Linked DNA regions of Mus musculus: region 2 is linked to region 1. Evidence: chromatin contacts called from ENCODE Hi-C or POLR2A ChIA-PET data. All regions are on one chromosome and are shown on one strand. Each heading gives the region's core, a stretch centred on a gene start or an enhancer-like site at or near the end of the contact. The rest is flanking DNA. Distances are from core to core; before and after follow the strand shown.

Region 1 (5,997 bases), core at 2,990-5,489:
AATGGTTCTTAGCTTTCCCAATGCTGCGGCTCTTTAATACAGTTCCTCAAGTTGTGGTGACCCCCAACCATAAAATTATCTCACTGCTACCTCATAACTGTAATTTTGCTGCTGTTGTGAATCGTAATGTAAATATCTGATATGCAGGATATCTGATACTTGACTCCCATGGGGTCTGACCCATAGGTTGAGAAGAATTGCCCTAGAGCCTTATCTGCCTCCAGGATGGGAGTGGCAGGCACCTTACTGGGCTTACTCTAATTTTCTCTCTCTCTCTCTCTTTTTAAAGATTTATTTATTTATTTCATGTGTGTGAGTACACTGTCACTGTCTTCAGACACACCAGAAGAGGGCATTGGATCCCCATTACAGATGGTTGTGAGCCACCATGTGGTTGCTGGAAATTAAACTCAGGACCTCTGGAAGAGCAGTCAGTGCTCTTAACTGCTGAGCCACCTCTCCAGACCCCTAATTTTCTCTTTTCCTTTCCATTTTTTTTTCTACTTGGCCACCTATACCAGGGCTGAGAGATCAGTAATCAGCACAACACATTAGAGGCTTGGAGTGGGCAAGGGTTCTGAGGGGTTGAGAAGGGGCTTGAGCCCTGGTGGCAGATGGCCCAACAAGCTCTGTATTGTCTCATCTTTTCTCTCCTGGGTTGGGAAATTGAAAGAACCTACTGAAACCAGCCCCGTCAGCTGTCTGGGATGCCACAGTTGTACCGCAGGTAGAGGAAGTGTTCTGGTCTGGACTAGGATCTAGACTGGTTGGGTACTCAACTGTAGACAGACTAACTTCATTTCTTTTCTTTTCTTTTTTTTTTTTTCGAGACAGGGTTTCTCTGTATGGCCCTAGCTGTCCTGGACCTCACTTTGTAGACCAGGCTGGCCTCGAACTCAGAAATCCACCCGCCTCTGCCTCCCGAGTGCTGGGATTAAAGGCGTGTGCCACCACGCCCGGCCTAGCTTCATTTCTTACAAAGACTTGGAGCGAGGGGGAGAAGTTGGGAATCTGAATCCTAGGTTGTTTGAGGGGGCATTTAGGGGCCTTCTTCCTTGAGTGATGCTGATAAGGGGCTCGTCAAAAGTTAAAGATCTCTCTTGAATGTTAAGATTAAGGGTCAATACACACAGATGCTCTTATTTTTTCTAATACTCGTTTTTATTATTTATTCATCTGGGTGGAGCTTATTTCTTTCTTTCTATACAGGTTCTCATATGGTGCAGGCTGGCCTTGAACTTACTATGTCACCGCAGAGCTGTTCTAGCATTTGGTCCTCCTGTGCCTACCTACTAAACACCACACTTTCAAGCAGGTACATCTGGTTTATGCACCGAATTGCAAATTAAACTCAGGGCTGCGTGTACAGAAGGCAAGCACTATAACAACTGGGCTACATCTCCAGGCTCCTTCCTGACCACGTAGCCCAGGTTTTCCTTGAATTCAAAGCAATTCGGTAAGTGCTGGGATTACAGGAATGAGCATTTGGCTGCAGGTTGAACCTATGACCCTGCACATGCCCAGGCCTTTTAAAGCTGTTTTATACTTTTAGACAAGTTGGCTGTCATTGCCTGGGTTGTCTTTGAACTCCTTCTGCAACCTAGGTAGGCCTTGAATTTATAACTATCTGTCCTCAACCTCCTAAATAGCTGGAATTACAGTCTCTGACCTCCAAGTCCTTTGGTTGGTTCTCTTTTAAAACATAAACCTGTCTTCAACCCACACCAAACACAAGTCTACGCTGAGCTACACTCTAAGCCCCCAATGAAGTAGGTCTGAAATAATCAAACACCTTTGATTTGAAGTTCCACAGAGACTAGAGAGGGCCCCTTTGAAGCCAGGAATCAACTTCAGGCACAGAGGATACTTGGACAACAGTTCAGAGATTCACAGAGAGAGCTTTTGATCCCCACAGCAGCCCCAAGATGGGGCTAAGAGCAGTGGTACCACCATCTCCATTTACAGCAAAGGAACCTGAGGTAGGCAGAGGGCGACAGGCGAGCTCTCCAGACACTGCTCTTGCAACCTGCACATCCAGCTATGTCTGGAAATGGATGTTCTCTCTCTCTCTCTCTCTCTCTCTCTCTCTCTCTCTCTCTCTCTCTCTCTCTCTCTCATGCCCACCTGCTAGGCCCCAGAGACTGTATTCACAGCATGCTGCCTCTGTGTCAGGGCTCTCGCAAAGTGCTGGCGGGCAGAGTTGATCGAGATGGATCTCTGTGCCATGGCTCTCAGAGCACCTAGTGGCTCACACTGAGGCCAGACAACAGAGAACATGCCCACAGCATGACTCACAGTCCTTCTGTCTGCAGAGGCCAGTCAAATTATATGTTAATATAATAACCCACACAGTTGTCATATTCATAGAGGGAAGGGAATGGTTTTGCTGTGAGCAATAAACAATAATTGTAGCCAGGTCCAGGTGACAGTTGACTTCCCACGGCAAGGTAAGTGGAGAGAAACTACTGGACCCTAAATGTCACCCCTGAGACTATATCCATGGAGATGCTCATATTATTCAATCTCTGGAAGAACTTTATTTATTTATCCATCCATCCATCCACCCTTCCATCTATCCATCCTTCTCTTCTCTTCTCTTCTCTTCTCTTCTCTTCTCTTTTCTTTTCTTTTCTTTTCTTTTCTTTTCTTTTCTTTTCTTTTCTTTTCTTTTCTTTTCTTTTCAGGACAGGGTTTCTCTGTGTATTCCTGGCTATCCTGAAACTCGCTCTGTAGACCAGGATGGCCTTGAACTCAGAGATCCACCTGCCTCTGCCTTCTTGTACTGAAATTAAAGGCATGTGCTACCTCTACCCAGACTCTTTTATTTTTAATATTTAAAAAAATATGTGCAAAAAAATGTTCAGCCGGGCGGTGGTGGTGCACGCCTTTAATCCCAGCACTTGGAAGGCAGAGGCAGGTGGATTTCTGAGTTCAAGGCCAGCCTGGTCTACAAAGTGAGTTTCAGGACAGCCAGGGATATACAGAGAAATCCTGTCTCGAAAAACCAATAAATAAATAAACAAATAAACAAACAAATAAATATGTGTATGGGTATTTTGCATGCATGTGTATTTGTGTACCATATACATGCAGTGCCTGAAGAGGCCAGAAGAGGGCATCAGATCCACTGAGAATGGAGTTACAGATGGTTGTGAGCTGCTGTGTAGATGCTGGGAATGGAACCCAGGCCCTCTGGAAGAGCAGCCAGTGCTCCTAACGGCCGAGCCATTCTCCAATCTTAGAAGAACATCTCTTAAAATGCAAATATGCCCTTTTCCATGCTGCCCAGTGACTTTTTTCATTCTGACTTTTTAACAGCCAGTTCAAATGTCAGAGTCTCTGCTAGAGGCAGGTAGTAATTTTCCTAATAGTTTGCCTCGACTTCTGAAGAAATTCATTGTCAAGTATGGTGGGTCCCTGCATGACTTGCTCTGCTTGGCAGCCCAGGGTGAATGTTCAGTACTGGCCTAACACCACACATGGAATAAATGGACAATCGCCTAGATAAAATTATCACCATTGGCCTTCTGTTCCTATGGAGGGTAGACCACAAAAGCCTCTTCCCAGCCGGCCCTGAGGAGCCTCTCTCTCTGAGTTCTCTACTTCATGTCTGTTCTTTGCACATTGCACACCAGTGTTTGCATGTGGAGGCGTTCCTTGTTTGAAGGTCACTGTCAGCTTGGTTACGAGAACCTTGGGTGTTCCTTGAATGGAAGGGATGAGGGTTGGGGTTTTTAGAACACGGAAGTCCCAAGGCTAAAACCATGACGGGATGTCAGACAGGAAGAACAGGTTGGAGAAGGAAGTTATCTGTCGGTACCCATTCTTCCTTCCTGGCCAAAGTGGTCAGAGGCCCCCCTCTAGAGTCTTGGGACTGAATAACACAGAAGGGGAGGATCCAAGAAGGGCTGTCTTCTGCCTGGAGGTAAGCTACGTTTGTGAGCAGGAAGGGAAGTCATTATGCTCTGGGGATGAGTACCTAAGTGTAAGGAAGGCCTAGACCGGAGCTTTTCTTCTGAATCATCTACTTCCAACAGGGACGACCTGCGCCCGAGTCATTTTCTCTTCCACGCTTCCGTGTCTTCATCTGTAAAATGGGCTTCATCAAGTCCAGACTTGGAGGTGGATGAGGTCATCGGCTGGGCCTGACGCTTGGGAACCTGCAGGGGGCAGTACGGGAACCTGGGCCCTGGGAAGACCGGGTGGGGCCGGAGTCTCCGCCCCGCGCCAGCACCCCATTCCCCCTTCTGCGGGTCTTTGCTCAGTGCCCTCCAGTGTCCAGACCGGGCGGGGTGCCAGAGTGGGCCGGGCTGCGCGCTGGCTGGCGGGCGGAGGCGGCCTAGACGCGCCGTGCCGAGCGAGCCGGGGAAGCTCGGAGCCAGCGGGAGACGCAGGCCTCCTTCCCTCCGGGCCACGGCGACGGGCACCAGGGCCTAGGCAACCTGGGTAAAGGCCTAACTGGGTCGATCGCTCCTCCGGCCCCCGGCTGGACGGCTGCGCTGGGCCCCGGAAGCAAGAGCCGGGCAGCTGGGTCGCGGGAGCGGGCAAGTGGCACTGGGGATTCTGCCGGAGCTTGGGCGCTGAATACAGGCCTACTGGCAGCTTCACTTTGCCCCCCCGCCCCCAAGCCAAGTGGAAGTGGGAAAGCTATTTGGGACCCAGTTTGGTGGAAAAGCTCCGCAACTTCTGTTGCATTCCTTCTTTTGATTAGTGCCATGACAACTGCTCGATTAGAGAATTATCCTAGACCCTGCACGTCTTATCTTGACTCAGTGGACCTGGGGCTGATTGATGTCAATCCTGGGATTTGTCAGGTTTTCAGGACCTTTCTCTAATCCCCAGGTCTCCTGTTTCCAGCCCACTCAAGACCTCAGCCAGCTCCTGCTCTGGCTAGTTGTGCTCAGTGCAGCCTCTTCCTAAGTTTGCTTCCCTTCTGCCCTAGCGGCAGTGAGGGAGGCCACGCCAGCCTAGCCACATATGCATGTCAAGGAGCTGTGGGATGGGGTGGGCCAGAATAGACTCCTTGGGAAAGAGTACCTTGAGCAGTATCTTCAAAGAGTGTCTGGGATTCTGATAAAGTAAATGCTAACCAAAGTATAGGGACTGAGTTAGGAAGGTGAGAGCAAGAATCCAATAGTAGTCTTGGAGGATGAGGTGTGGGCTGGGGGCAAACCTGGAAAAATAGCTTGTGTGGGCCTGGGTTTCATAGCTGTCAAGTAGCTTAGGAGTTTAGGGAGCTGATTTCTGCAGGGGATGAGGGAGTGGAATAGGCCAACAGTGGAGGCACAGAGGACTTGAGGAAGTAGGGTTTTGTAAGGTCTGGAAGGATCTCTCTGAAATGATGAAATGAAGAGGCTGGCAAAAACCAGTAGGGAGAGATCTGTAAGACTGCCACCGCTGCCTGTGGGGGAAGGCTTCGAATAAAGAGCAAGGGAATAGTGTGTGAATCCAGGGCTTGGGGGAGCTCTGCCACAAAGTAAACAGAGGAGGGGGGCTGACGAGGCCAGGTTGGCATGGCTGAAGTGTGAGGCAGAGGCGGCACATCCTTGTGTCAAGCAGGAAGTTCATTCACACATCCATTTATTATTTATGCCAGCCTTACAGGCAGCTTACATAAAAGTCAGAGAGATGATAAAGTGATACAGCCATTAAAACTCAGCCGTGGCACAAAAGCAGACGGAAATGAATAAGGATGAGTGGGGGAAAAAAGCCAGGCTCAGAAAAGGCCTGCGAGTGAGCACAGGGCTCCTATCTGAGCTTGCTAGCAGTCAAGCAAAAATAAAACCTAAAAGCAGATGATTGGGCTGGATCTCGGGGCAGAGGCAGCTGTGAAACTCCAGTGCCAGGCAGGAGCTGGTAGGAGATGAAACAGAATCACTCAGGTTAGGATTATCTTTGCTGAGGAGAGCTAGAAGCCAGGGCAGGGTTTCAAAGGCTTCTTTTATACATATGAGGAAGGGCTGAGCCTCTCTTGGGAGATGGCCCCTTCTTAGATAC
Region 2 (6,048 bases), core at 2,889-5,388, 37 kb before region 1:
GACCAGGTTGGCCTTGAACTCAGAGATAGCCTGGTTTCTTCCTCCTGAGTGCTAGGACACCACACCTGGTTGTGTACTCAGTTTTTTTCTTCTGTCAAATGGGGGCTAGGGACTGGGGATGTAGCTCAAAGGTAGAGTTCTGCCTTAGCATACCCAAAGCCCTGGGGTTTGTCTCTAGCAATATTTCATAGAGAGGATGAAGCCAGGTGTGGTGGCTAACACAAACCTTTAATTTCAGTACCTGGGAACTCTGTGAGTTTCAGGCTAGTCAGGACTATATAGTGAGACCCTGTCCAAAACAAACAAACAAACAAAAGCACTATTCCTAACATAGGTGAGTTTTAGATACCTACAGATATGTCTCTGTTTCCTGTCCTTTGGGATATTACACAGGATTGAACCAGGTAAGCTGCTATAGGAGGTTAGGCAAAATGCAGGACCAATAGGCAGGAAACTAAGTGTGCCACCAATATCTCTATCTGGCCCAAGCTGCTACTCTTTCTGGACTCCAGTTTCTTCACCTCTAAAATAAATGAAAGTGGCCTGGGATAATCAGGTCATTTCTGAACTCCAGCCTTGATGTATATCTTACCCGGGCTTGGCTTGTGAATAGACAGCACGGTTTTTTGGTTTGGTTTGGTTTTTTTACTGTTGTTTTTTTCTGATATAAGGTCTTTCTATGTGGCCCAGGCTGCCCTTAAACTTTCCCAGTGCTGAGATTACAGGTGTGTGACGTCACACTTGGCTATAACTTGTCTTAGTTTTTTATTTATTTATTTTTTTAATGTGTGTGATGATTGAGATAGAAATCAGGGCCTCATACATGTAAACTCTTCCACTGAGATGCATCCCAGACCCTCTTTTCCCCTTTTATAGATAGGATCTCACTAAATTACCCAGATAGGCCTTGACATTCTTTATAGCTCAGACTGACCTTGAATGTATAACCCTGCTGTGTCAACCTGTCGAGTGCTAGGATTAAAGATGAGTTCTAACATCCTGGTGGTGGTAGCTGTGGCTGTGGCACACACCTTTAATCCCAGCTCTTGGGAGGCAGGGGCATGCAGATCTCTGAGTTTGAGGACAGCCTGGGAAACACAGAGAAGACCTGTCTCAAAACAACAGCAAACAGAAGCAACAACAACAAAATATTAAAGTGTTCTATTTTGTCTGACCTAATCTATACCCTTTAATAAACATCAATGGTGCTTTGTAGGGGGCAGCTTTTTAGAAAGTAGTCCCAGAATATGTCTGGATAACCCAGCCTGAATTGTGGTTCTTAAGATGAAAGTGAACCCTAGTAGGCAACAAAACACTACCTCGAAGTCTGGACTTTAAAAACTGAGCCGGGCATGATGGTGCATGCCTTGAATCCCAGCACTCGGGAGGCAGAGGCAGGCGGATTTCTGAGTTCAAGGCCAGCCTGGTCTACAGAGTGAGTTCCAGGACAGCCAGGGCTACACAGAGAAACCCTGTCTCGAAAAAAAAAAAAAAACCTTAAATAAATAAATAAATAAATAAAAACTGGGTGCTGGTGGTGCAGGCCTTTAATCCCAGCACCCTAGAAACGAGGGGTGAGGCAGAAGAGAACATTCAGCCACAAACAACACTTGCTCCTTTTGCAGAGGACCTTGGCTCAGTTACCAGCACTTTACCTGGCAGCCATAACCATCTGTCCAACTGTAGTTCTTGGGGTTCTGGTGCCCGCTTCTGGCACCAGGCCATGCATGATGCACATACATTTAGTCAAAGTATTTATAAAGGTTTGCTTTTAATTCTTGAGATGGTTCCGAGGAAGTGGCTTAAACACTGCTTTTAAGCACCAAGTCCTCTTGACGAGGACCCTGGTTCAATTCCTGGCACCCACATGGCAGCTCACAACTATCTGTAATTCCAATTACAGGGAGGATCTGATGCCCTCTTTTGGCCTCTGCAGTCACAGCACACACATGCTGTACCCACATCCATGCAGCAAATACTTGTAGACATTAAAGAAGTAAATCGTAGCTAGTTGTAGTGGTGCATGCCTTTAATCCCAGCACTCGGAAGGCAGAGGCAGGCAGAGCTCTGTGAGTTCAAGGCCAGCCAGGCCTACACAGGATTATAGAAGTGAGGTATCATGACCACAGCTACATTCTCTTTCTCGAGACATTGCCTGTAGGATCTTTCTGCCTCCACAGCTGCAGCAGATTTGGGTTTACAGGCCTGTGAACACCTGGCTCAACTTGACCTATTTTTATGTTGTCTCTAAACTTTTATTTACATAGGACACAGACAAAATGATTTTTGAGGAAGTGTCTCTAGCCCAGGCTGTCTTGTCACCTACTATATAGTACCAGCTCCCGGAAACTGCCCTCAGGTTTTATGATCCTCCTTCCTGCCTCCCCTTCCCCTGCCCCTCCCCTGGGAGTACAAGTGTGTATGTGTCACCACACCAAGCTCATTGTGGTGGTTGGCTGTATTTTGTTTTCGGAGGGGAGGTCTCTCTCCCTGTCTAACCTTGGGTGGTCCAGGACTCACTATGTAAACCAGATTGGCCTTAAACTCAGAGGTCCACCTGCCGCTTCCTCTGGAGTGCTAGGAGTGAAATTATGTGCCGCCGCACATGGCATTTTTTTTTTTTTCGAGACAGGGTTTCTCTGTGTAGCCCTGGCTGTCCTGGAACTCACTTTATAGACCAGGCTGGCCTCGAACTCAGAAATCCGACTGCCTCTGCCCCTCGAGTGCTGGGATTAAAGGCATGCACTACCACGCCTGGCTTGAGCATGGCAATTTTAAATTCTGAATTTCCTTCACTGGATTGTGTGACTGTGACTGGTTTATAAAAACGAAGAAATAGGCGCAACTGGTCTTTCTCACTGGGTAGTGTAGACTGCACAGTAGTAAGCACAAATACAATATATCATAATAAGAAGAGTCAATTCTCAGGCAAAGGACCGTCTCCATTGAAAACACAAGAATGGCTAGTTACGTAATGGGAAGTGGGAAGGGGAGACTTTCAGGGGAAAACAAGTGGACACATGGGAAGTAAAAGGAGGCACAGTGTGGTGGGGAAACTGAAATTTGTGTCTGAGGTGCAGGAAATGAGGTCCAAGACGCAAGATAGGATTTGAGGTAGGCAGCACCCAGATGCTGGCGTTTGGAAATTCTCCATTTGGTTTGGGGCCATTGTACTGAAGGCAACAGAACGCCTTTGAATATTTTACACAGAATTCTGACTTGATCGAGTCTGGTTTTGTTAAAGATCACTTTGCTGGGCTCTGTGAAGGATGTCTTGTAGAGAAATTAAGCACTGGGGCATGTTAAATGAGTGTGGAGTTCTGGAATGGGTGTCATTCGTCGAACAGAATGGAAGTGAAGATAGAGGAATATGGATGATCACGTGTTAAAGAAAGTAGACTTCGGCCGGGCGTGGTGGTGCACGCCTTTAATCCCAGCACTTGGGAGGCAGAGGCAGGCAGATTTCTGAGTTCCAGGACAGCCAGGGCTACACAGAGAAACCCTGTCTCGAAAAAACCAAAAAAAAAAAAAAAAAAAGAAAAAAGAAAAAAAAAAAAAGTAGACTCCGGGGCTGGTGTGTGTGTGTCTGTTGGTAGAGCATTTGTCTAGCAAGCAGAAACCCTTGAATGAATCCCCCAGTATCCCTTAAACTTGGTGAGGTGGCGCACTTAGGCAGGTGGGTCTCTGTGAGTCCAAGGTCAACCTGGGGTACGGTACATAAAACAGAGAAGACTTAAGAAAATCAAAGATGAAGGTGGTGCCCCAGTGTAGGCGAACTACCTAGACAACTAACCGAACTACAAACACCGTGAGGAAGATGACAGACAAGGCCGGCCAAACTAGGCGCATGCCCAGTGGGTGGTCGGCGCGAGTTTGCGCAGTAGTGGGAATTCAAGCCTCAAAGCTTCCCGCCTGCGCACAGTCGGGAGCAGGCCCAACCCACTTTTGAAGGTGACGCGAACTTCAGCCACATCCGGTCGTCCCTCACTCTCCCCCTTGGGACTCGGAGCCCTCTCCGGGACGATTCCCGCCTCTTCCGTGTTTTGGTGCGCACGGGCTCTGACAGACGCAGCGGCCATTGGCTGTCGGTCGACTCGAGAGCGGCGATTGGCTGTCGCTGGTCGTCGCTCAAACGCCTCGGGGTAGATGGTGTGAGGTGGGTGGGGCGCTGGGCAAACCAGCGGCGCTGGCAGGTGAGTGGAGGCTTGCGGCTCCCGTACCTTGGCGGCTAAAGCGGCTCTCTCCGGAGCCTGCGGAAGGCCGGGCTTCCTGGAGCCGCTCGGTGTGGCGTCCGTGCCGGCCCTTAGCCTCCGCGCCCTCGGGCTAGGGGGTCTCTGCGGCTGGACTCCCTCGGCACCACGCTTGACGCCGGGGATCCCGGGAAGCTCTCCCGGATGGGCTACTTCCTCTGAGTTCTAGCTACCTATCCTCCGGCCTCAGCGCCCAGGCGAGGCTGCCCACCGGCCTTTTCGTGTCCCGATCTCCCTGGTCCTGCGCCTTGGATTGGTTGCGGGGTTCAGCCGTCAGATCCTGGTCTGTGAGTCCTTGTTTAGGACCTGGGCCTTTCTTCTGGATTGTGGCTCAGAGTTCATTGGTGCCTGGCGATAGAGTATATACTCTCCTGATAATTGTTGATGGGATGGTTTTGTACTTTGACTAGTGATGAAATGTCAGGTAAGGATCCTGGGGGGGTTGGATGCTTCTCCATCCCCTAATTAACACTCAGAAACAAGGCTAGATGTAGCAAACCCTTAGTGAGCCTCAGTAGTGCATTAGGCCCATATGGCTTAAGTAATTTAAGATCACAAAACTAAGGAGTTTCGTTTTATTTTCCTTCTCCATCCTTCTGACTTCCTCTTCAGACAGATACACCCTTAGACATAATGTGATGTCCGTGGTGGCTTTCTTTTTTGTGAGACCATCTTAACTTTGTGGCTCTGGCTGTCCTGAAATTCTCAAGAGATCCTGTCTCAAAGACTGGCAACGCCACCCTGTTCCCCACCACTTGATTAGTGGTGTGAGCATATGTGAGTGAATGGTGGTGGTGGGGTTCCTGGGGTCATATTCAGGTTGTCAGGCTAGTGTGACAAGAGCTGCTTTCCCCCACTGAGCCATCTCACTTCTGCAGAATTGTCCCTTTAATGTCCCTCCTAGAAATTTTGCATCAACCTTTCACTTTGTTCTCGTTCTTTTAAACTACATACTTATTATATACTTTTGTTTTGTTTTGTTTTTAGAGACAGGGTTTGTCTGTGTAGCCCTGGCTGTCCTGGAACTCACTTTGTAGACCAGGCTAGCCTTAAACTCAGAAATCCGCCTGCCTCTGCCTCCCGAGTGCTGGGATTAAAGGCGTGCACCACCACGCCCAGCTTATTATATTCTTAAAAATGTTTAGTAAAGTATAGACACTGGAGTGTAAACAGGGCTCCTTCAGTCAAATGGAATCTACATTTTAACGTTAAAGGAGTAGTGGGATCTAGTATTGTGTGGGCAAAGCAAAGACAAATTATGGTATTGAATGCCTGACGGAAAATTTAACGTAATCCAGTAAGGAGTAGAATGCTTCAGGGTCATGTAGGCTATATGAAATAAGAATATGAACTTTGGGCTCAGCTTCAGCTTATCTATAAATGAGGTTTAAATGATGCCTGCCTCATAGTGTTACTAATAACATGATGCAAATAAAATGCTTAATATGAGGCTAGAGGTGGCTCAGTAAAGTACTTGCTTCACAAACCTCGGGAGGCCCTTGGTTTGATCTGCAGAGCCCACATTAAAAAAGCAAAGAGTCCAATGGCTGGGAGTGGTGGCACAGGCATTTAATCCTAGCATTTGAAAAGCAGAGATGGATGGGTCAAGGCCAGCGTGGTCTACATAGCTTGCTTCAAGGCAGCCAGAGAGACCCCATCTTGTAAAAAGGCCCATGAATGTTTGTGATCCTGTTGGGAAGTAGAGACAGGAGTCTCCTCGGAGCTCACTGGTCAGCCTACTCAGTGAGCTCCAGGGCAAGGAGAGACTCTATCAAAAGCAAACAAAGCCCTCAGATGG

The links. A loop is a pair of places that touch in the nucleus more often than their neighbours do. ChIA-PET counts read pairs that join two places held with the same protein, here RNA polymerase II (POLR2A).
Region 2: a loop to region 1 is called in a map of heart, with 5 times the contacts of the local background. The contact joins the promoter of Hinfp here to the promoter of Nlrx1 in region 1. A Hi-C loop is called at or near these places in 2 of 37 maps with a recorded cell type or tissue (T-helper 2 cell and heart). POLR2A ChIA-PET finds 5 or more read pairs at or near these places in 2 of 5 experiments (Patski and embryonic stem cell).

What each region holds. Positions count from the first base shown.
Region 1 is chr9:44,266,429-44,272,425 of GRCm38, reverse strand. It overlaps Nlrx1 (NLR family member X1), which reads left to right and starts at 4,239. Exons shown (of 10, transcript NM_001163743.1): 1 at 4,239-4,446.
Region 2 is chr9:44,303,761-44,309,808 of GRCm38, reverse strand. Hinfp (histone H4 transcription factor) reads left to right here and starts at 4,138. Exons shown (of 10, transcript NM_172162.3): 1 at 4,138-4,193. It overlaps C2cd2l (C2 calcium-dependent domain containing 2-like), which reads left to right. Exons shown (of 14, transcript NM_027909.2): 14 at 1-572.